Linked DNA regions of Mus musculus: all the other regions are linked to region 3. Evidence: chromatin loops called from intact Hi-C (ENCODE). Cell type or tissue: left cerebral cortex. All regions are shown on one strand.

Region 1 (8,000 bases), 170 kb before region 3:
GAGACTTTGCTAAGTCGGCCTTAAAGTTTCCCTAAGTTCAGAGTTGGAGCAACTGGAGCAACGTGACCCTGTTGTTGCCCTTTCATTTCGAAACACTTGTTTTTCCTTTCCCATAGGGGGCGAGAGAGGTGCCTCAGCTATGAGGGCAGTGTGGATCAGGGAAAGCCTAGCACAGTAGGTGTTGGAACTAGCACTGGCAGTTTATATAAGCCTTCCCTAGACCACCCTGAGTTGTGCGGAGTTTGCTATTGTTGCTACTGATGTTGTTTTGTGGCCACTAGACTTAGTTCTGGCTCAGATTTTTACCAGGCATTTGGTTTGTGACTGCTCCAGGAACTTGGAACTGCCCAGGGGTGCAAGAGCATCTCTGTGTTGGAGGAGTTTCTCTATTCGCTACTTTCTCTAAAATACTAATTTCTGAGCCCAACATGACTGGAAAACAGAAGAAAACAAAGATAACTTGAGATGCTGCATGCTGAAAGATTTTCCCAATCCACCAGCGTGATCTTTGCTAAATTGCCCGTTATTTTACTTGACTAAGAACTCACTAGCTTTGGAAAGCGAGCGTGCATGTTTACTTTCCTCTTCTTTGCTTTAGAAAGAGACATGAAAATCAATGCTGGTTCACAGAAAAGAGCTGTTACTGTTGCAAGTTTACACCAAATGCCTGCCAATCAGAAAGCAAGACTTCCGATGTAAACTTGCTCTCATCGTTGACAATAAGAAAACATGTTCTCTGAGTGTTAATCTTTAAAGGTATGGTTGAGCTTGAAACCTGGGTTAAAGGAAGTTCTTTTGCCTCTCCCTCCAACGCTGAGGCCCACAAGTTAGCTTAGGTGTGAATCTGACTGAGGATTAAAACAGCTGTGCAAAACAAAAACAGCAAAAAACAAACAAACAAAAAAACCACAACTGCATTTGTCATCCTTATTGTGTAAGGTATAGAGACAAACACTATGAAGACATTAATGATCCTATGAGATCAGATACTATTTAGATCTGTGTAAAGTACCTATTCATCCCGAGCAATCCATAAAGGCATTCTGCTTTCCTACTGAATAGGTCTCAAGTCCCAAAGATGCCAAATGCCATAGGAAAATATCAAGCAGAAGGGGGTGGCCAAAAGGCACCTCATGCCTTTTCTGGTAGTGAAATCCCAAACCTAGTCTACCGCCCCCCTCCCCGCACCACACACACTGAGCAAAAAAGATCATTAGATTAACTTTCTAATGAGAAGAGAGGGGGTATAGAAAGACAGAAGGACAGAGACAGAGACAGACAGAGGGATAAAAACTTCCCACCTCTTTCTCCAACCCAGTATAGATGAGACCCTAGGTTCCTCCCAACACTAAATGAAAACAAGAAAAGAACTAAAAGAAGGAAACTATTAAGACAGGAATTTGGGACAGAGGGGTAGAGCTCATTGTTGCGCTCACTCCAAGTTCACACTCAGCCTAAGGAAGCTACCTTCAATGTGGAACTCTACCTATCAGGCCCACCGATAGTCAGTCTGTCCCTGTTTTTCATAATGTTATACAGAGCAGAGGGACTTGTCCGAAAATTCTTGTCAATTGTCCTTCCTCTTCCTGCCCTCCCAAAAGGCTTGCAGCTTTAGCACTAAAGCCATTGTCCTCTAGTTGGGTGCTTCTCTGGGGTGACTCCCATTTGGGCTCCCTATTCTTCCTTTCTCCCCTCCTACATGCCTGCTGCTCTCAGGATTTTGACCCTAGCTTTCACCTCAGTCTTCCCTCTCCCGTCAACTCCAAGTTTCCTCATTCTCAGGACTTTTGAAACGTAGGTTGGAGAGTTCCTTGTCAAATATCCCTGGGAGGGGGGTGGCAAGAATCATCCATCCATCCATCCATCCATCTCAAATTCTCTTCAGTGACCCTTTCTATGCCTGTGGCTTCCGAATCTAAGACTTGGGCACTGCATGCTCAAGCCATGCAGAACTGTCTTTGGTTGTCTCTACCTAGATATTCCCCAGTCATCTCAAAGCTAACTGGCTGAACTACAATTTTCCTTCCTTCCTTCCTTCCTTCCTTCCTTCCTTCCTTCCTTCCTTCCTTCCTTCCTTCTTTCCTTCTTTCCTTCCTTCCTCTCATTTACCCAAATCAGAACCCCCTGCCTCCAACTTCAATCTTTCTTTGTAATTTCAAGCTCCATTCCACCCTACCCATCCCCATTGCTGTCACTCAGCTACTCTACAGCTGGCTTGTAGTGTAGCAGCTTCTGCCCTGATACCCTGCCACTCTGTCTGACACTGCATTTTCTTCCTGTGCTAGCCGAGTGAGCTTTCTAATATACATCGCTTATGAGGGTTGTCCCTGGCTTTTTGTGGGCTTGTGGCTCTCACAGTCCTCGATATCAACAACAAAACACTCAACAGCTTTTAAGGCCCTAAATGATCAGGCTCCTGATTGTCTTACAGATACTTGCTTGGGCTCCAATCCTGGAGTTCTTTTGACCTCACTCAGAAATGCCCCAAACCATTTCCTCTTGGCTCACTCTTCTTCATAGTAGGTATTAAGTGGAAATGTAAATAACATTGTAAAGCAAGGGTCTTTAAAAAATTGCCTCATCTCATCTTGTTTCTATATTATTATTAATCCTACCATTACTTAAACACACACACACACACACACACACACACACACATACACTAAAGTAAACCTCTAAAAACACAAACCTCTGGACTTGAAGCTTTGACGTGTAGGAGAGAGGAATCTCACTGAATTGAGACTCAGGCCTGAGATTGGAAACTGCACAACGAACACCACAGAAATTTAGTGTCATTTCTTCAGGAAGGGACCATTGTAACACTTTTAATTTGTAAAAAAAAAAAAAAAAAAAAAAAAGTCACGATTTTACCAAGAAACAAATTACAGCAGCCAGAGAATGTGCCACACCTCTGCTCTGCTCCTGTCCTCCTTGAGGGGGGTTGCAGTTCTTGGAGAAAGGAGTCCCTTCTCAGAGAATTACCCCTTCCATCCCAAACCCTTTAAGTGCGATGCCCTTTAGGATGCTAGTGGCATCACTGCCGCTGCGTTTCCTGTTGGCAGCAGAGAGCAGGAAAAACAAGCTTTGGTAAGCCTCCGCCAGAGCAGAAAGAGCTGGGGCGATTCACGCGGCTTTCCCAGGCCGGTGTCCCGGTGTCCGGAGCCCCCAAGCCAGGAGCCTGTGGAACGGAAAATCGAGAGAGGCCTGAACTGGGTCCCGGAGCACACCTTTCGCCAGGGCGCAGAGAAGGCTCACGCGACTAGTCCAACGCAGGGCCTCGGCTCTCTCTGGAGCTCGGCTGACCCTGGGGCGGCAGATCACGATGCCCGCGCGCGCTCCCCGCCGCCTGGTCCAGGGGCCTCGGGGGACCTGGCTGCTGGGAAGCCTCTGGGTCTGGGTGCTGTGCGGCCTGGGGATGGCGGGCTCCCTGGGAACCCCACAGCCATGCCAGGCACCCCAGCAGTGGGAGGGACGCCAGGTTCTGTACCAGCAGAGCAGCGGGCACAACAACCGCGCCCTGGTGTCCTACGATGGTCTCAACCAGCGCGTGCGGGTGCTGGACGAGAGGAAAGCGCTGATCCCCTGCAAGAGGTAGGCAGCTTGGAAGGGCAAGACGGCGGCCAGGGGAACGCCAGCTCGGGCGGGGGCTTGCTACTCCAGCTAGACCCCCAGCAGCTCCCGGCCCCTCCCGATCCCCAATTAAGTTATAGGGGGCCTTGGGATCCGCTTGGTCTGACCACTGAGGTAGAGGCAGGCAAAGAAAGGACTCTCCAAGGGCAAGATGGAAAAGCCAGGCATTCTAAGTCCAAGTTAGCCTCATGTCTTAACTGCTGAGTCAGGCTTCTGGCACCTGGAGTCCCCTGCAGTCTAGGGCGTGTTTTTTGTGTAGAAGGGACAAACACAATATTCTCTAAAATTTTTGTTTACAATGAAAACATTTTAAATCACAGTGTGTGTGTGTCTCTGTGTGTGTGTGTGTGTGTGTGTGTGTGTGTGTGTTGCCTGTGTGGAGGCCAGAGGACAACTTAGAGTCGGTTCACTCTCTCTCTTCTGACATGTGGCTCTAAGTACAACACTGTAAAAGGCATGGGAAATGATTTTTAAAAGCTCCTCCCAGCTCATTACCCTATTACAATCTGACCATGTTTGTTTCCATCTTGAGGATTTTCTCTTTTGAAAAACTAGTTAAAACTCCCATTAGAACACATATACTTTCTCCTTAAAACATCTGTTAGATACATATACTGCCACCTTAGAATAGACGCTGGGGCACATACATTCCCACCTTAAAATCCCAATTTTACGTATCCTTCTCTCTTCTCAGTTTATTAGGTTTTTTTAAAACCTATTTTTAATGACCACAGAAATTGCAAAATGGGAGGGCATGCTATCTGTCACACACATGCTCAACACAAATGCGTGCACATTTACATACACACACACAAGCAAACCAATGGTAGTCAATTTAGCTTTCCATTTTGTGTTGATAGAGGACATACTTTTTTAGAATGTCACCTTGTTTCTGGTCTCTTTAAGACCTACTTTCTAATTTAAGATCACCACCTGTCTCGGTGGCTCAGCCCTCCACTAATGTCCAGTGTGTGTCATGCAGTCACACTGACATCTCTTCATGGCATTTGCACCAGGAGGAGATACGATGGTCCTGGTAAGATTGGTGATGAATAAGAACCACTAGCTCCCAGCACAAAACAAAGCTTGGTAACACCGTTTCACCAAAAAACCATTGGAAGTGTTGGGCTTCTTGATTAAAGTAGGGGAAAGACAACTTTCTGAACCACCTAATCAGAGTGTGAGACCACCCATTACCAAATGCAGGAGACTCACTGTACTCTTGGATTTTTTTTCTGCTTTTGAGGATTCAACAAACCATGGATAGAAAATATGTGAAATCATATTGCATGTACTAAGCACATCCATACTATTTTTCTTGTCATTGCTTGTTAAACAATACAGAACTTATTTGAATAACATTTATATTATATTTGTTATACTGAACAACCCATATATGGAAGGGTGTTTGTAAGCTGCATGCAGTTTTTTGTCACTCTTAGATCAAGGACAAGGGCATCCATGGATTTTGTTATCCATAGAGGCACTGGATCCAACCCTCCTTGAATATAGAGGGACAGCTTTACATTAGCCTGGAAGGCAAGTCACAGTAGTGTCTTTATGGAAGACTCAGAGTATGCAAAGACTTTCAAGAACATGAGTGTTTTTCATTGGGGCTTGAGGGATATAGTAATATCCATTATTTGAGTGTGTTATATGATATACTATTGCTGAAACTTGGCATGTTTTATATAATTTTGTTTAGGGTTCATAACATCACACACTAGGTTGTATGATTTCTATTCACATAGAAACACCAAGACCTAGGGAAATTAATAAACTTTCCTTCTATCGCACAACTGAAAGTTAAGAAAGCTGCATGGATTCTGACATCTATAATATACTATGTTCATATTCATCCATCCTCATTCAGTAGGCTATTGCTCATGGCAGATACTGTGTCAGTTATCAGTGGAGTGGGTCCTGATTTTCAGGGGATAACAGTCTGAAGGTGGAATCTCATAATTTAATTATCCCTACGATGAATATACCCATGATGAACACATGGCCAGAGCTTCCTGGAGAAGGTGATATCCCAAATTAGTGGCCCTCAGACACCCAAGCGAATCTACCAGGGGTGACATGCAGAAAAGACTTTGTTGGGGGCATAAATATGTATGTATCACAGATTTAGTAGGTTGTCATCTGGGAGTTTACAAGCAGGACTCATATTCTGAGACTACCAGCCCAGTCTCTATGAGGAACAAAAGCAGAGTGTGTTGAGAGGTCACGCTGAAGGAGCCTGAACAGTTGGAATGCCATTATTAGGTGGCATAAAAATCACTGGATGCATGGCTGAAATTTCATCCTCAAGAGCTTTAGAAAAACTAGAGCGACACAATGAGTGTAGGAGCAAACACTCCGAGTACTGTAGCTGCTTCAGATGGAGAGGAAGCTGCACAGGTGGTTCCATTAGGGAAGTGTTAAAGAGGTGGTGACATATAAGTGATCAGAGGCCGCAGGGTATGGAGGGACAAAGAGGAGTCAAGCAGGTTGCCACTAGTGGTAGCTGGAGCTAACTGTACTGGCTGCATAGAACAGGGATCACTCTCTTTACTTGGAGTGAGGGTGGGACACGACTCTTGATGTGTCCTTAGGAAGCATGTTCACTGGTTATCTGTTGGTCAGTAGACATGGGGAACATGGGCTGGAACACCAGAGTTCACTGCTGATGCTAACTAAGCAGTGTGACCTGGAGAAGACCAAGAGTTCATTCTCACCCAAAGAGCATCATTAACTGTTCAAGACATTTGGCTATGTACTCAGAATCTGGTTCTGAAAGTGAGCTTTTCTAGATTACTGTGGGTTTTTTTTTTTTTGAGACTCAGTTTCCTCTTTTACAAAATGCAAATACGTATAGCAACTCATTTATTAGCATATAGTGAGGATTCTGTAAGTTAAATATACAAAGCACGTGCTACATTGTCTCCTCATAGAGCAGTGAGGAGGTGTGTAGTCAGGGGTCCCAGGTGCTTCTCTCACCACCCACCATCATTGTCCTGGTGGATTTCATTTCCCATGTGCAGGAGTCTTACTGACAGCCCCTCTGAACTCAGACACTTGATTGAGCAGCACACACAAGTATCCTCTCTTTGGGAACTGACTCGGTACACAGACTCAAATGCTAAACTATATTTCAGCAAGTTTTATAGCTGGTATGGAGACCAGTATTCTCAAATCCACAGAGATAGACTAAATCATTCTCTCCTTGATTCAAAACGATGTGAGAAGCCAAATTGCGATCAGGAGGTTATGAGTAAAGAGTTGGAGCAGACACACGTACAGAGGCCTGGTGATTGTCTCTTCCAGGCTCAGTTTTACGTACAACATTGAGTTTTTTCCATCACAGATAGATGTTTCTTCCCAGAATAATATTTAACAATTGTCAGATTGTGTGGGCTACTTGAAACAAGCTAATGTCATTTGGGAAGAAGGAACTGCAATTGAGAAAATTTCCCCACAAGATTGACCTGTGGTACTTTTGACCGATAGAGGGTTAATATGGGAGGGGCCAGCTGACTGAGGGTAGCACCAATCCTGGGCAGGTGATCTTGGGTTGTAAAATAAGTCAGGTTGAGAAAACCATAGGGAACAAGCCAATTAACAGTGCTCTTCCACGTTTACTGCTTCCAGGTCCCTTCCTTGAGTCCTTACTCTGACTCTGATGATGGACTGTTTGAAAGACAATGTAAGATAAAAACAACCCTTTCCTCCCCAAATTGCCTTGGTCATGCTGTTCAGCAATAGAAACCTTAACTAAGATAGAAATTTATACCAGGAGTAGGGTATTGGCTGAGATAGACCTGATCATATATTTTGGGGAGGACAGTGGTAACATTTGAACTTTGGGCTGGAAAAACCATTGGAAGCTTTAAGAACATAATGTGAAAAGCAGGGTAGACAATGGAGGCCTGGCTTGAGATGTTCTTAGAGGAAAGTTTGAGAGTCCTTTAAAGACTCTATGATTATTCAACTCTTCTATAACAACTAGAGTGGAACATTGCTTCGCTTTGCTGATACAATGGATTTTGCTCAGCTGAGGCTGAAGAATCAGCTGTGATTAAGAAGAGACCAGCATTATTGATGCAGAATTTCTTCAGAAATGTTTCCCTGGGTTCAGCTCACAGAAGCAGTGATCCAAGAGGAGGGGGCTAAGGTTATACCACATGCTAGTCACCTAACTTGAGTTTCTCAGATTGTCCTGGTTGTGAAGGCATGAAGGAGTCTTGGAGAGCAGTCTTGTCACAGTGAAAGGCCAGGAGAGGCAACTGGTGAACCTATGCGGCAGAGGTGGAGGTATGGAGTCCTTGGAGGAGCCCTGGTGATCATGAAAATCATGAGTAAGTCCCAGGTGCCCCACACTGAGCTGT
Region 2 (8,000 bases), 190 kb before region 3:
GGTAATGAAGAAGTTTTCATCAACGTAAAACCACGAGACACAACTTTCTATAAACAGTAAGAAGAAAAATGACTCCAAGGAAAACACACATGGAGATGAAAACTTGCCTGGCTATGCATGGTAACAATAAAAACTGTGACCCCCAAACAGAGTCGGGTGTTTATTTTTCATCAGTGACATAAGATGAAATTCTAGAAAGGTGCACTGCACAATACAACAGAAGGTGAGGAGAAACATGAGCTAGGAAGAAGTCAGAGTAGATGCAGCTTGTAGACTTGAGAAAAAATGTGTTAGACTGGACACAAGTTGGTCATGTATTTGATGCTAAAGTTTCCATCCAGAAAGTCCAAGAATTTGGAATATAGATAGAAACACTGATTATTTTTCAGATCTTAAAAGGTTTGTTTATTTTATGTGTGTAACCATTTTGCCTTGCATGTACACCATGTACATGTCTGGGGCTGGCTGGGTGTTGGGTCCCCTGGAACTGGAGTTTTAAGTGTTTGTGTGTGGGTGCTGGGATCCAAACCCAGGTCATCTGCAAGAACAAGTGTTCTCAACTCCTGAACCATCTCCCCGGTTCCAGAGACTTGTTAACTTTGTACTCTCACTATGGGATGGCGCAATGATTCTAGCCCCCTGCAATGTAATGCTGAACCTCTCTGCAGAGAAAGGAACAGAGTGGGAGTTTTCATTGATTTTATCTTTTCTCTCTCAGGTGACACTGCAGCACACTTTCTTGTAGTCAAGAACTCCCAAGTATATAGCCAGGTTCATGTGCAATTCCCAACCACTAGATGTCACCTCCTCAATCCACTTAAGAGTTTGTCATGCCTGACAAATGTGCAAGGAAGGTCTCCTACTTGTTCCATCAGATCTTAGTAATAGATTGCACACTTGAAACCTGTAGTGCTGCAACACTGCTTGACACTTTTGGGTGATACTTATGAGTCGTTCTTAATTATGTGAACATGACTAAGCAAGTGTCTGTAAAATAGGATGCTGAGTCCTTTGGGCATATGTCAAGAATTTGTATAGCTGGGTGATTGTCAGGAGCCATAATAGGACAAGCTAATAACTACCAGGTAATCTTCCTCAGATGGTCTACTTCAGATAAATTTGCGACAGATTTACTCTTATACACAAGGCCTAAGAGAATGCATTTCATGAAAGATTCCTGCTATTAATATGCTTTTCTTGTTGTTATTAAGCATATATAACAATCACTAGATATTAGCCTGCCCATTTTGAGCAGATCTCTGCAGATCTACAAAGATGTATTGTCCTTTAGTGATGCTATATAGAAAAATAGATGACTTCTTAAGTCTTCATAATGATTCTGTAAGAATTCCTAAAATCATATCAGTGATTATTAAGCTCTTTTATAGTGGGACTGTTATTAGGTCCTTTTCTGATAGTCAAAAACTGCAATGAGAACTCTGTCAGTTTCCCATGTGTCACCAGTTAATTACTCTTAGATAATAACCAGACTCGCTCCTACTCAGAGCACATTCCAAGAGATTGTAAAGCAATTAACCAAAGGTCATAAGAGGGAACTAACAATTTATCATAGGTGCTAGGACAGAAGATAAAATATTGACTTGGTTTATCTATACAAAACTTCACTAATAACTTAGTTATGATTTTCTACCTTCTATAAACCTATGGAGCTGTGACAGGTGATGGATGCTAGCCAGATAGTTACTCCTAATGAATATTCATATAAACATTCTCTGTTGTAAACTTCTAATTCAATTTAAGATTTTATTTTATTTTATGTGTGAACTTGTGATGAACTTTTTAACCTGTAATTACGTATTCTGAAAAATGGTTTAAGTGCTGAGCACAAAGATAAGAGTCAGAACTGAGCAGAGAAGAACTGAGCAGAGAAAGAAGAACTGAGCTGAGAGAGGAACCGAGCTGAGGAGAATATTTTAGACAGAACACTTTTTAGACAGAACTGAACTCAAGAAGAACTTAGAAGTATAGCCACAGCATTGGGAGAAATGGCGCCAAGAATAAGAGCTTTATTGTGACATCAGAGCAGGAGAATAGAGTAAGATTGGAGGAGAATGCAGACTAGAATAACTTAGAAACTATAGGTAACGTTAGAAACTAAGAAAGCAATGTGCAGAATGCATAGGGAAAGAGGAAAAAAGAAGAAGCTGCAGAGAGGAGAAGGAACAGGCAGACTTCTCCTTACCATGGGACAGAACAGGTCCTTTCTTAATAACAAAGCAGACTTCGTCTTATTAAAGGGAACAAAGATTGTTTCTTTAAAAACTTGGGTTTAATTCATTTAGCATTAATAGGGTAGAAGCTTTTTCTTTGTACAATAAAAAATTGAGCTCATTTTTTTTTAAATCCAGAATGAGTTCTTTCTGCACCGGTGCTTGGTCTTTTGATCCATATGCATATGTTAGTATGGATGTGTGTGTGTGTGAGTATCTAATTGTGAGAATGTATGCATATGTAATTGTGAGAATGCATGCAAGCTGAGCTCAATCAGTATGAATGGAAATGTATAAATGCACATGCGTGAATCTGTGTATGAACTTGTAAGTTTATGCATATTTGCTTATGTAAAAGTTTTTCCTTCTGTGAGTGTTATTCTTCTCCTGGTTCAATAGAAATTTATTGCTCCAAACATCCCCTAGCCCAACAAGCAAGAGGCATCTGGACAAAAGGGAAAAGACTCTAGCAATTAATCCTTTACTTTATTTCCTGCTGTTTTAGGATGAGGTGTTAAGTGCCAGAGAAGAAGCTTCTGGCCTCAGAGAAGCAGGGCAGGCAGGTCAGCTACAGTAGCATAGTAGCTTAGACTTAGCTAAGTAAACTTTTTGTTATTATAGAGCAACCCTAAATATCTCATGAGACAAAGTCTTACCCTCTGCCTACACTCTTCCCCCTCCTCTGCCTCAAGAAGAACCGACAAGAAAGAAGAACCCGCCAGTGTTGGCAGGTGATATGTCGATTGACTTTTGACTTTGTGAGAATCTCCGTACTGATTTCCAGAATGACTATACCAGTTTGGAATCCCACCAACAGTGAACGTTCCCCTTTCTCCAAATCCTTGCTAACATTTCTTTTTAAATCTTAGCTACTCTGACTAGGATGAGATGAAATCTAAAATTAGTTTTAGTTTGCACTTCCCTAATAGCTAAGAATTCTGAGCACATTTAAAAATATTTTATAGCCACTTCTTTTTTTTTTTTCTTGTGAATACTCTATATTCTGATCTATAGCTTTGTTTGCTTGTTTGTTTTGTCTTGTTTTTCATTCTTTTTCTAAGACATAGTTTCTCTGTGTAGCTATCCTAGAACTCAATCTGTAGACTAGGCTAGCCTTGAACTCAGAAATCTGCCTGCCTCAGCCTCCCAAGTGCTGAGATTAAAGGTGTGCACTACCGTGTGTGGCTAAATATAGCTTGTCTTTTAATTGAGTTGTTTGCTTTCCTGAGTCCTTGTAATTTCTTTGTACATTAAAGATACCCTCTATCAGACATATAGTTGACAGGGAATGTTTCACACTCATAAGATACAGAGTCAACAGATAAATAATCCACAAACATTTATAATGGAACAAGTTAATAAATTTTTGGAACAGGATTTGAAATATGAACTTGTAAGCACAACACTTTAATCAATCTGTTTAAAGATACAGAATTTCTCGTTAAGCAAGACGATGAAGAGAACTGGAATCCAGACATACGGATCAATTTAACTGAAATGTGAGTCCACATCACTACAGCTACATGATAGTTGATAAAAATGCCAAAAAATGCATACTGAAGAAAGCATCTTCAACAAATGGCCCTGGGAACTGGATATTCACATGTAGAAGGATGAAATTAAGCCAATATCGATTACCCTGAACTAAAATTCAATGTCATATACATTTGCATCCAAAGGCATCACTTACATTTTAAAAGATTCTTTTAAGTGTGGCATGGTAGCATGTGCCTTTAATCCTAGCACTTGCAAAGTACAGACAGGTGGTTCTCTGTATTCAAGACTGTTTGATCTATAAAGTAACCTGCAGGACAGCCAGGACTACAGAGAGAAACCTTGCCTGGAAAATAAATAAATAAATAAAATATTTATTTTTATTAGTGTGGATGTAAATGTACATGGGTTCCCAGGGAGGCCCTGGTGAGTTCCCAGAGGGTATCAGATGCCCTGAAGCTAGCGTGACAGGTCACTGTGAGTCTTCCAGAACTCATTTCTTCTGTATTAAGCAGCAAATGCTCTTAACTGCTGAATCACCTCTCTAGATTCCCAAGTACATTTTAGAAATGTAAATCATCTAGTGCCTTTCTGTGGATTGTGCTGGGAGACAAGCATAGTCAAAACCTCACCATCGCCACTTCCACTCCATCAAATTGGGCACCAGTGGCCTCTGCTTTGGCTTCTGTTTAGGTGGCTGTGATCAGGTGCTTATTAAATAATTAGTATACTGTAATTATCTGAAAGCTGATCCAGAACTTTGAAAATATGAGTGCTCCCCCAAAATTACTGTATTTTGCCAGCAGATGGCAAGCTACGCTCAGTTGAATATATAAATAACTCTGTAGAGATTTCATATGCAACACATACAGGAAAAGACTGTTTCATCTTGGGCTGTTACTGTAGGATATTTTATTCTTGATTGTTTCTTTAAGTAAGCTAGAGTTATCTAAATAGGAGATCCCTAATGGAAAAGGGAACTCTGTCATGTTGGCTCGTAGCCAAATCTATGGGGCTTGTCTTAATTAATGACTGATGGGGAAAGGACTAGCCTACTGTGGACAGTGTCACCACTGGTAGGTTGCATAAAAATTCAAGTTGATGTTGTCCTTTGAGAGCCTCCACCCAGCAGCTGACTCACACAGATGGAGACATCCACAGCTAAGCAGTGGATGGAGCTTGGAGACTCTTATGGAAGGATAGGAGGAAGGATTGCAGGCCTAAAAGGAATAGGAACTCCACAGGAAGAACAATAGAGTCAACTAACCTGGACCCTTGGGGCTCTCAGAGTCTGAATCACCAACAAAAGAATATAGACAGGCTGCACCTAGGCCTCCCTGTACATAGGTAGCAGATGTTCAGCTTGATCTTCATGTGAGTTCTGAACAACTGAAGTGGGGGCTATCACAAAAGATGCTGCCTGTACATGGGATATGTTCTTCTAGCTGGGCTGCCTTGTCTGACCTCAGTAGGAGAGGAAGCACCCAGCATCTCATAGACTTGAAGTGTCAGGGTTAGAGGGATATCCATGTGTGCCCCTACCCACTCAGAGGAGAAGGGGAAAGGGGAGAGGGAACGACTATGGGAAGGGATGACTGGGAAGGGGGCAGTGAGTAAATAAGTAAAAAAATAAAATTTAAAAACATTAAACTGAATAACCCAGAGAAGAGAAATATATTCCCCTCTTGCCTCTGTATCCTTTTCTTCTCTCCTTCCCCCAGATCCCAGGCCCCTAGCCCAGTAACATTCTGCTGAGCAGTGCTCTCATGCAGCCTACCTACCATTTTGAAATGCCCATTATTTTACAACATATAGCAAATTGTTTCAGCCCACTAGAACTTTTCAAATCTTTGTTAACAGAAACTTTTGAAGCCTCTGTCCCCTGGCCTGACCCTGGTGTGACTTAATTGTGGTTTTATAAAGCCTCCTCTGCCTTCTTCCTGGGTGGGAGAGTCCTTTTTGGCATGAGCCTGCTCTCCCTGCTGACATGTGAAGGACTGTTAAGCTGACCTTCATTGAGGGGCATTCTCCTGTTTCTCGAGTGGGTCCAACAGTTTCTGATCTGCTCATGCTGGAGAAACAGTTTTTAACAAGAGACCAGTACCACTGGAGGGAAACCTCAGTTTGTGATGGTTAGCTCAGGATGAAAAACCCAGGGTGATTAATAAGAGACCAGCATCGCTGGGCAGAAATCTTCTGGAAGAATTTCTTCAGGGTCAGTCAGTGCATAGCTGAGGTCTAGAGGGGGGTCAATACTGCATCTCTGTCCAGCAGTCAAACTTGATGACACATACAAGTTTTGGTGATGTGAGAGCTGCAGAACTGAAGGGGTCATGCAGAGCAGTACTGTGAGAGGCCACAAGAGAGACCATTACTGACCATGCAGCATCAAGAACAGTGGTGACTCCAGAATTGATGGAGTCATGGGGAGATGCTGAAGTGTCTCGGTCTCACTGTGTGTTGTGAATGGAATCCCTGCAGAGAGGGCCTGGTGAAGGTAGAACTCAGTTTTAGTCAGGGTCAAGGATTTGAAGGGGCACAGCGCAGGCATGGCTTCCTTTTGCCTGCCTGTCAGTTTTTCAGTAACTTGAATCCATGGGCTGCTGTTTGTTTGCAGAGTCCTTCTGGTTTCCCAGGTCTTTCTAGCACCAGCACCCACTCCCACTTTTCCTTTTCACCTCCCTCCTGCCTTCAAAGTGGATCCAGGGCATTGACATTTATGGCTGGGTGAGACAAGGATCTACTGAAGAGCAGTGTAACAATGCAGTACTAGGCCTCATTTTTGGGGAGCCAACTCTTAGCACAAAGCGACTATCATCTTGGGCTATTTACTGCTCTGCAAACATCTGCCCTAAGACTCAGATCTGTCCTGGAACTACTAGCTCCTCGCTCTTTGTGAGAATTTTTCTCTTCCTTCTTGGAATGGTAATGTTTGAGGCCCCCTTTCACATCTACTTGGGTCCTCAGTGTCAGGCAGCTTCCAGCTTTCTCACATTTTAATCGGGAAGACCAATCATTCTTCCATGCTTCATGCGTTCTGAAGTCCCCTTATAGTTGTTGCAGAATGGAAATGTGGCCTTGTCTTTGGAGTCATGTTGTGTTTAGAATCCCTGTGATATTTATACTGGCTTCCTTGGGTAATGTTTTTTAGCAAGAGCTTCCTTGGAAGGACCCCTGCTAGGAAGAAGGAAGTTCAGTTGGCAAAGATGGAAAACCAGGGATTAGATGATTTAAGTATTGTGAGAATCTCTTACGAGTACTTGTGTGAACCAGGATGGTCACTACACAATACAATCCTATAGAACTTCCACTAGATAACTTTTCCTTGGTTAAAATAGTGTTATGTAGTAAATGGTTGTAAATTAATAAAACCAACCTAGTTATTTTAAAGTGTATGTCCTAGCTGGGCATGGTGACGCACTCCTTTAATCCCAGTACTCGGGAGGCAGGGGCAGGCAGATTTCTGAGTTCAAGGCCACCCTGGTCTACAAAGTGAGTTCTAGGACAGCCAGGGTTATACAGAGAAACCCTGTCTCGAAAAACCAAAATAATAATAATAATAATAATAATAATAATAATAATAACAACAATAATAATAAATAAATAAATAAATAAATAAATAAATAAATAAATAAATAAATAAATAACGTGTATGTCCTCTTTTGTACTTCCTCTGTGTCACTGGCCCTCAGGTTTCTGCCTTCAGCCCAGGAAGGACAAAACCCATGTTGCCTGTTTCCAGTTCACCATTGGAATTGGACATAAATTTTTATAACTTTTAAAATGATTTTAAATGTTCACTTCTTTCCAGCTATCTGAATAGATCTGCATCAAGTTAAGCATTTCAGACGTGTTTCAAGAGTCATGGCTCACACCTGCTCCATTTGGTAAGGTCTGTTGACTGGGCCTTTGAGAAAAAAGAAAAAAGAAAAAAAAAAAAAAAAAAAAACCAACCCAGCATCAGGTTTCTAAATCAGAATCAGAATCTCCTTTGGTTGTCTTTATTGGAAATTTGGAAACTTCAGTCCCTTCCTGTCCTAACTGGACTGTTAAATGCTTGCCACTGTCTTCTTACTGCCTCTGTCTGCTTCTGTGGTGTTGTGTAGGGATGAGGTCTTGATTCCCGGAGAGACAGAGGTCACTCAGTGATCATGTAGCCTTTGGGTACAGCTTGTTTCTTACAAGTTAGTGAATAATAGTACTGAGGCAGAGGAAAAGAGAATTTTTTGGTGTTTTAAGATAAGATCTTGTTGTACAGCTCAGGCTGGACTGAAA
Region 3 (8,000 bases):
TAAGATGGCAACATTTTATGTGGACTTTGCCCCAAATCAAAATCTTCTAGGGAATGTGTATTTCAATACTCAAGTAAAGTTTGTCCGTATTCCCCTTCCGAGGAATCACAGGGACATTGAGGGAGAAACAGATGCGCATTCTCACAATGCCCTTGTACTAAGTGAAATACTACTTAGACACTCTGACTTTGCTTTAAGTATAAAAACTCTGCAAAGTGGGGCGTTTTATAAAATTGAATTATGACAGAGATAGATACAGTGCTTGCCTGGACGAAAAGAGCATTTCGGCATCTGGTGGTGTTTTGTTTGTTTATACATGTGATTGCAGAGAAAGGTTTTTAGCTGTCTTCTTTTACTATGAGAACATTAACATGCAGCCTCACTTCATTTCATGGAAGTACACTTGAGCTTCCAGACACAAATTAAAATGGTAACTGCTTCCCGGAATGCCTGAATATTAGCCAGTAGAGTTTCAGGTCTTCCCATAAACTGACTCTACAATGTCTGAATGCAAGCCACTCCTTGAAACTTCTTATGGGCTACCCTGAGCCTTCAAGTTACTTGCACAAAGGAACATGCTGGCTAATGTTTACAACAGTACCATTCTGAATTAAAAGGGTTAAGAAGATATTCATAGGACCTGCTTGACCTGAGATTGTTATTAATGGCCGATCACATGGTTTTTGGCAGACCAAGTGGTAACATTGCCTTCCACAAAAGAGGATGTTTTGGAAAATGATAATGTATGTGATTAGCTGTGCCAGTCCAGCCTGTGTTGGCAGAGCTTCCATCCTAAGGTCTGTTTCCTTTGGTTTGGCTTAACCTATTTTTTTCAGTATTGTGAGTTCACATTCTTTCCAAGACTCTGGAAAGGAACTTTCATTTTTTGCTTAGCATCAGATGAGATTTTACTGCAAAACCTCAAACCATATTAAATTTGATCACACTGAAACATGCCATTGACTTGGAGTTCCAGGGAATCTGCTTAAATGTTGCCTCTTTATCCACAATTTTCCTTAAAGGAAGTAGACAACCTTTTGGCTTCCAAATTACCAGTTTTTGTGGCCATTGTGAGGTGGTTGTTATTTAGAGTCCCTTTCATCAATTCTAAGGTTTTGTTAGTTAGAGGAGTCATCTCTGGTTACAAAGGCTCCAACTGCCACCAGGATCAAGTTTGAGACTAAAGGAGAATATATTCTTTTTCCTGATAGCCAAGACTCATTTGGAAGCAAACATGTGAGACCTATACCATGCTGATTGTCCAATTTTTGTTCACCAGCTTCATGGCATCACCGTAGCAGAGTTGGGAGAGCGAGAGTAAACCAACAGACAAGCCGCATCATATAACATTGTCTGTCTGGTTCCAAAAACTATTTCTTTCTCACCAGTGCCTTCGCTCAGCATGTTTAGGAGGTTGTGTTTGTGTAGTATTTGTGTCCTCATCATCTTGAGGAGAAATAAGCAAGCATGCAAGCACTGTCAGTCTTGCATTTCCAAAGTAGCAGTAGGAATAACAGACTTAAGTGGGACGACAAATTATGACAAGCTCCTTCCTCTTCTTCCTCCTTTTCTGCCATGGCTCATTTCTTTAATTCTTTAGAACCTTCTATCTCTCATCAACACTTATTTAAAAGAATTTTGAATGCTAAATATACATATATGTGTGGACGTGAGATGTTTGGACTTTGAGTTAAATATTTACACCTGTATATAGATTTTTTTTCCTACTGAATCAATGGAAGAAGAACCAATGATGCCGTTGGAACAGGGTTATAGTGCCCGGTCATTTGCATGCGCATGTGTGTATCTTGTTGCCTGTGGCACTTTCAACCTTCTGAATTCCTTTGCTAATCTTTAGCTCTTTATAAACCCATGACTAATAATGAGTATCAGTGCAGCAGGGCAACTATATGTGCACTGCTTAAGTGAAAACTGAGGCTATGAGTTCATCTGTAGCTTGCCTGCTATACCTTGCTCCTGCTTCTCCTTTAAGCATGTTGACCTTGGAGCTTATCTGGGGCAATGTGCATCAGGTGACAGTCACATTTCCTATTATGATTATATATTTATAATGAGGAGTATAAAGTACTTGAGTGTGTTTTGAGTTATAAAAGACAATGTGTCTGGATTAGAAGACCAGGGTCAGACGTTCTTACTTTAGCAGAGAAGTTAGCTTGTGTTAACGAGGAGATCTGGGGAAAACCTGGCACCAACTGACTCTGGTCCTTACCTGGATTTTGAAAATTGTATTAGTCCAAATCCTTTGATTCTAACTCCTATTCACTCAGTTTCTCTCTGCCCAGTCAAAGCATTGCTTAGAACCTGTGAGCAGTAGTTTTGGTAAAATACTGGCATATTGTCTAGTTCATTTTCTCTTGATATAGTAAACACTTGAAGATCTATATTTGCTATATAAAAGTAATTTTTATCACAAGATTTTTTTAAAACACAGAAATCAAGGGTGCTGGGGCAATATCCAGTCTGCTTCATGAGGACGTTATGCTGCCTCATACGTGAGATGAAGTGGAATGAGAAGCTAAGAGGAGGCACACACGAACAAGGAAGCAGAAAGGGACAGACTTACTTCATAAAAATACACTCTTACCAGAGTATTCACTCTTCCAGGCTCATTAGAAAGACACTAACTCCTCTTAAAATCTCTACCACTTTTCAACAGCATCACATTCGTGTCCAAATCATGATTCTGGTGGGGCCCAGCTAAATCAAATAACATGAGACTTGATAATAGCAATGAAATGTGTTACCAAGCATTTCACAATAATATTATTCAATCTACTTGAATTTAGGTTTATAAAATATAAATATAAATGCCTAGAATATGACAGTAGACACGACTGTAGCAAGGGACACAGAGTCTATCACTATCCACACCACAGCTCAATGTATTTCCTAATAAGAAGCTCACGAATGTACTTGTCCTCCTTGGGCTCAGGAGTGGCGTATGCTGCCATTGCACCTTCTTCATCCCCACCACCTCACCAACACTCTTTCTTTTTTCTCTCTCATTGTATCCCTTCTAGTGAACATGAAGTGCTGCTTCCTGGCATTTGTATTTGCATTTCTTTATTACCAGATAACATGGAACACCTTGTCACTAACATTGTCGTGTGTATATCTTCTTTAGAGAAGTATCCACTTGAGTACTTTACATATTTTTATGTAGGTTATACTATGGTCTGAAGGTTGGTTTAGGAAACCTAATGCATACATGGTTTGTATTCAGTAGTATTAAATATTGAAGTCTTACAATTGGCCAATGTACAAAGAAAAAGAATGTTCTGCCCTAAACAGGACATTTATATCACACTGCATATCACAATTCCTCTCCTGCCGAGGCTCAGGGATCTCTGCAAAAGATGGAGCAGAAAGATTGAAAGAACCAGAGGAAGTAAATAGTCTTCCACACACGGAACCTGTTTTCTGAACATAGCAAGGTAACTGCTCGTATGAACAACTGATATAGCATGCTTCAGACCTATGTAAGTCTAATCCAGACAAAATTCCAGTATGAAGAGAAGAGGCATAAAGTCCTACTCCTAGCTAAAGATCTTTTGGCAATTAACAGATTCTGGGAGAGGGAGAATCAGTTCATTTTAAAGGATGAAGCCCTTTGTAAGCTGTCCGTGCCTCAGTGAAAGCCGTACATCCTTGAGTAAATGGGCAGCACAAATGGTACTTGAGGGCTTTAAGGAAACACTAAAGGACACAAAGTCAGGTGGGTAGGGAAGACAGAACTATATCTAGGAGGAATGGAAGAAAAGAGAAATATGGTTTAAACACATTGCATGAAGTTCTCAAAATAGAAATGAAAATGAGGGGGGAAAAAGGAGAGTTGGAGTCTTTGGGGAAGCGATGAGTCATGGAAGCTCTGCACACATGAATGGATTCAACCCTTCTCATGAGAGTCTAAAAGGATAGCCTAGAGGCCACATGAAAGATTCCATCGACGAGAAACAGACCTTCAGCAGATGCAGAATGTGCTGGTCTGATGATTGTGGACCGAGAAGCTTCCAGAAGCAGGAGAAATAAGTTGTGTCACTTGTCAATTCCCCAAAATTGGACTGGGGAGATTATTGTGGGTGAAGCACTTGTCACACAAGCATGAGGACTGGAGTTTGGCAGTATGCAGAATCCACATGAATAGACAGGCTGTTGTGACTGCTGCCCCAGCACTCAGAGCAAGTTCACTAGAGAGACTAGTCAACCGCTGACTACTGGTTTTAATTGAGAGACCCCCCTGCCTCAATAAATAAAGTGGAGAGTGACCAAAGAAGGCACACAGTGTCGACTGTGGGCCTCCATGAGCGCATACACCACACACATGTGCACCCGTACCCATCTTAATGCACATGTACATACACACATAATATATATACACACATCAAAAATATAAAAAAATCATTGTTTACATCACTTCAACATGCTGATACAATTGCCTGCATGTATTTATTAAGGTAAAGAGTTCTTTATAAGTATTATGAACATTAGATCTTACCAGATAGATGGCTAACAAATATTTTATTCCACTCTTTTCCCTTTAGTAATGATAAATTTCAGTTTATCTTCTTTTTCTTTATTACTATTTGGGTCAATCATAAGAATTCAAGCATCCTCATAGTTAGTTCCAGCATATCAAACAACTTCTTCCAACGTTCATGGACATCTGCATGTATATAGTGCACATACATTGAGTCAGGCACACATATAATAAATAGAGATAGATAGATAGATAGATAGATAGATAGATAGATAGATAGATTGTCATCTTGACACAAACTAGAGTTATCTTGGAAGAAGAACCTTAATTGAGACTATACCTCCAATAGGCAATGTTGTAGGACATTTTCTTGATTAATGATTGATGTTGGAAGAACTACTGAAGGAAGTGCCACCCCTGAGCACTGTTCCATGGCTTCTGCTTTAGCTCCTCCCTCCAGGTTCCCACCATGAGTTCCTACCATGATTTCTTCTGATGATGAACTATGATGTGGAAGCATAAGGTAAATAAACTTTTTCTTCCCAAGCTGCTTTTGGCCATCATCTTTTATCACAGCAATAGAAACTCTAAGACAACATTTTCCAATTGATTTATTACTCTGATATCCTTCTCTGCTCCTACCTGACTCTTCCACCAAGTGTTTTTATTAACATGGTCCAACATCTGGTTCTGAGGGAAAGCTACAGGAAACCATGGCAACACCTTCACATTACTCCTACGGGGTTTGGGGTTGAGAATAAATTTAAAATCTATGTGACCCTAATGAGACTAAAATGAGCAAGAACATAGAAATAAAGTATTAGGTTGGGATCGTAGAAAACCAAATGTGTTGGTTTACGCCCCAAGGTTTTTTCCTCACTAGGATAGGAGAGGGGTATTGACTGCTTGTTAGAACTAGTTTGCTATGCAACTAATTTTACACTGAAAATGAAGGACACTCATTATGTCTCTGGTAGCTTAAAGTATCATTCATAGCTTTGGAGAGCTAATTATGAGCAAATATTCATGAGATCTGTCTTGCAAAACTGTTACAGTCTGTGCTTACCGCTCAATGGAACAGAACTAAATATGAGCTGAATGGATGTACTACATAGGACCACGGCAGATTCGCCACAAACTTCAGATCCTTTTACAAAGGAAGTGTGGACTTATGGAACCTTATTATTGCAACCACACCAGGCTCCCAGTCCAGCTGCTCTTCTACCAAGAGTATGTGTGTAAGAATATTATGCCACAAGAAATGATAGAATAAATGGGGGACTCCACCCCCTAGTGTTTGGTAAGTATCTTATTCATTTCTGAAGATTAAGTCCAGCTGCCACGTGTGCCTGGTAAAGAGGTTAAGTAGCATAGCACAAATACTTAGTAGCATATTTGAACCCTACAGTTTAAACAAAAAACAGAAGTTTCTGTCTGTTTTTGAATTTTCTTTGTAGTTGTAAAATGCAAATTATTTTTTTCTTAATCAGATTTATCTACCCATTTTTATATACTGAAACATGGGGGATTTTACACCTGGTCATTCTCTCTATATGGATTTATTAAGTAGACTGTTCAGCTTAACTTCATGCCTGCATTAAATCCCTACATCACATATGATTCATCGAGTAACTTGACAAAGTTCTTAATCTCAATTCTCCACTCCAATTACAAGGCTGCAAGTTCTGAATAGCTCCTTTGTTTGATTATTTTTCTATCGTATTTGTTTTTATTATTTTAATTCATTATTAGTTGTAGTTTATGTTGCATAGAAGCATACTAAACTGGACTTTTCTACAAACTGGTTCCTTATTTTTCCCCATTGTCAATAAAATGCTTTTCTAACTATCAAATGGGGCATGTCACAACATCATTTTCAATGTCTTGTTTCCATATTACAGCAAGGAATAGTAGCTGTGGATTTGAAAACATATAATTTAATGTGTTAAAAGATAAAAATTCAGAATAATGCATAGTTTTACATGGAAAACAATAAACTCCTGCTTATAAAAAATGAGAAAGATTTAAATGAGTAGAGGTTATTCCAAAGTAATAGTAAAGAATACTTACTACAATGTCACTTATTTTTTCCTTAGCTTCTCTTCTTCTTCTTCTTCTTCTTCTTCTTCTTCTTCTTCTTCTTCTTCTTCTTCTTCTTCTTCTTCTTCTTCTTCTTTTTCTTCTTCTTCTTCTTCTTCTTTCTCTCTCTCTCTCTCTCTCTCTCTCTCTCTCTGAGACAGGGTCTCCCTATATACCACAAGCTGTCATAGAACTCACTATGTAAATCTTATCCTAACATATTGAGCTTATCCTGACTTATTTTGTCAAAACTGACAGGCTAAAAAATTTTAAAATGCATTCAAGAATAAGAAAACACCCTTGAAGAATACATCATTATGTATAAAGTTACAGTAAACTACTGAAATGTTACCTAAACGAAACAACAGGTACACAGATGAAAGGCTGTTTAGTGTGGGACTATGTGAGTCAGCGTTCCTTTGCTGCAGTAGAGGAAAGAGGAAATGTAAAGAGAGAGCCCTTTATTTTAGCTAAAGTCTTTAGTGCTTTCAGCCCATGGTCAGCTGGCCACAAGCGCTTTGGACAACACAGTACATACAGCATGGGGCTAAGGCAATGAGGGGTGAGGAGAGGAAGAGAGTCAAGCTTTCAATATCTCAGAAGAGCCTAACTTCTCCCTCAGCTCCAGACCCTAAAACTCTACCACATCCCAGTGGTGCCACAGGATGGCACCCAAGCTTTCACATGCAGGATGCTGCGGTCATTTAAAATAGGAAACTTAATAAAAGCCTGTTTGCTACTACAGGGTTTTTTAAATTGCTTTATCTTATCAACCCTTATCAATTGTCTTAAACTTTTAAAAATGTGCATCTTGTTTTTTCCCTCTGTTTTTTCATTTGTGTATTAATTCAAAGTGAGTTTGGGTGTTTATTTACTACAATCTTTAAAATGATACTTATGTAGTTCGTTTCTCTCTGTTCCAACACTATAAACTGTACATTTCCCTCTAATCAAATTCATCTGTTTCCAAAGAATGTAATGCCTTATTTTTATAGTTTAGCTTCAAATGTTATCCAGTTCTATTACCACCCATTTATCCAGTGATTATTTCAAGAATGTTATTAAATGTGTGAGTATTTAAGGGCTCTCTGCCTAATTTGTCACTGATTTTCAATTGCTTGCCTTTCAATTGCAGGGGACAATCTCTAAATGAGTAAAAACTGATTGTAAGTCATGGTCAAGTACATTGCTAAGTTCAGTAGCAGTTCTTTAAGAGCTTGAAAAAAATGTGATATTATTGGTCACAGTGATACATGTGTGTAGCATGTGTGCCATTTAGTCTTGATGCTTAGCCACAGGTTCAGAGCACACACTTAAGGCTTTCCTGACAGTTGCTTAGGACTGAATAAAGTGTATCATCATAATTACAAATCTGTCCTCCTTTAACTTCTGTCTATTTTTACTTCAAACTTATTTTAACAAA

What was found. A loop is a pair of places that touch in the nucleus more often than their neighbours do. Peaks named below come from ENCODE experiments on the same cell type or tissue, not always from the same donor. Only the 100,000 strongest peaks of a DNase experiment are listed, where the experiment ranks them.
Region 1: a loop joins it to region 3, with 2.1 times the contacts of the local background. A loop is called at or near these places in 12 of 42 quality-filtered maps.
Region 2: a loop joins it to region 3, with 1.9 times the contacts of the local background. A loop is called at or near these places in 11 of 42 quality-filtered maps.

Annotation. Positions count from the first base shown.
Region 1 is chr13:19,614,885-19,622,884 of GRCm38, reverse strand. It overlaps Epdr1 (ependymin related protein 1 (zebrafish)), which reads left to right and starts at 3,055. Exons shown (of 3, transcript NM_134065.4): 1 at 3,055-3,591. The coding sequence starts at 3,323. In left cerebral cortex, CTCF peaks have their summits at 132 and 3,041; DNase peaks (open chromatin) are centred at 3,077, 3,457, 3,791 and 4,576; H3K4me3 peaks cover 2,161 bases; H3K27ac peaks cover 1,095 bases.
Region 2 is chr13:19,637,225-19,645,224 of GRCm38, reverse strand. Nme8 (NME/NM23 family member 8) reads left to right here. Exons shown (of 17, transcript NM_181591.3): 17 at 1-147. Among named protein-coding and RNA genes, the nearest start is that of Sfrp4, 18 kb to the right of the region's middle. In left cerebral cortex, CTCF peaks have their summits at 793 (motif pointing right) and 4,516 (motif pointing right); DNase peaks (open chromatin) are centred at 810 and 4,578.
Region 3 is chr13:19,447,366-19,455,365 of GRCm38, reverse strand. No RefSeq gene overlaps it. Among named protein-coding and RNA genes, the nearest start is that of 9330199G10Rik, 53 kb to the left of the region's middle. In left cerebral cortex, no CTCF peak of the experiment used is centred here; a DNase peak (open chromatin) is centred at 3,859.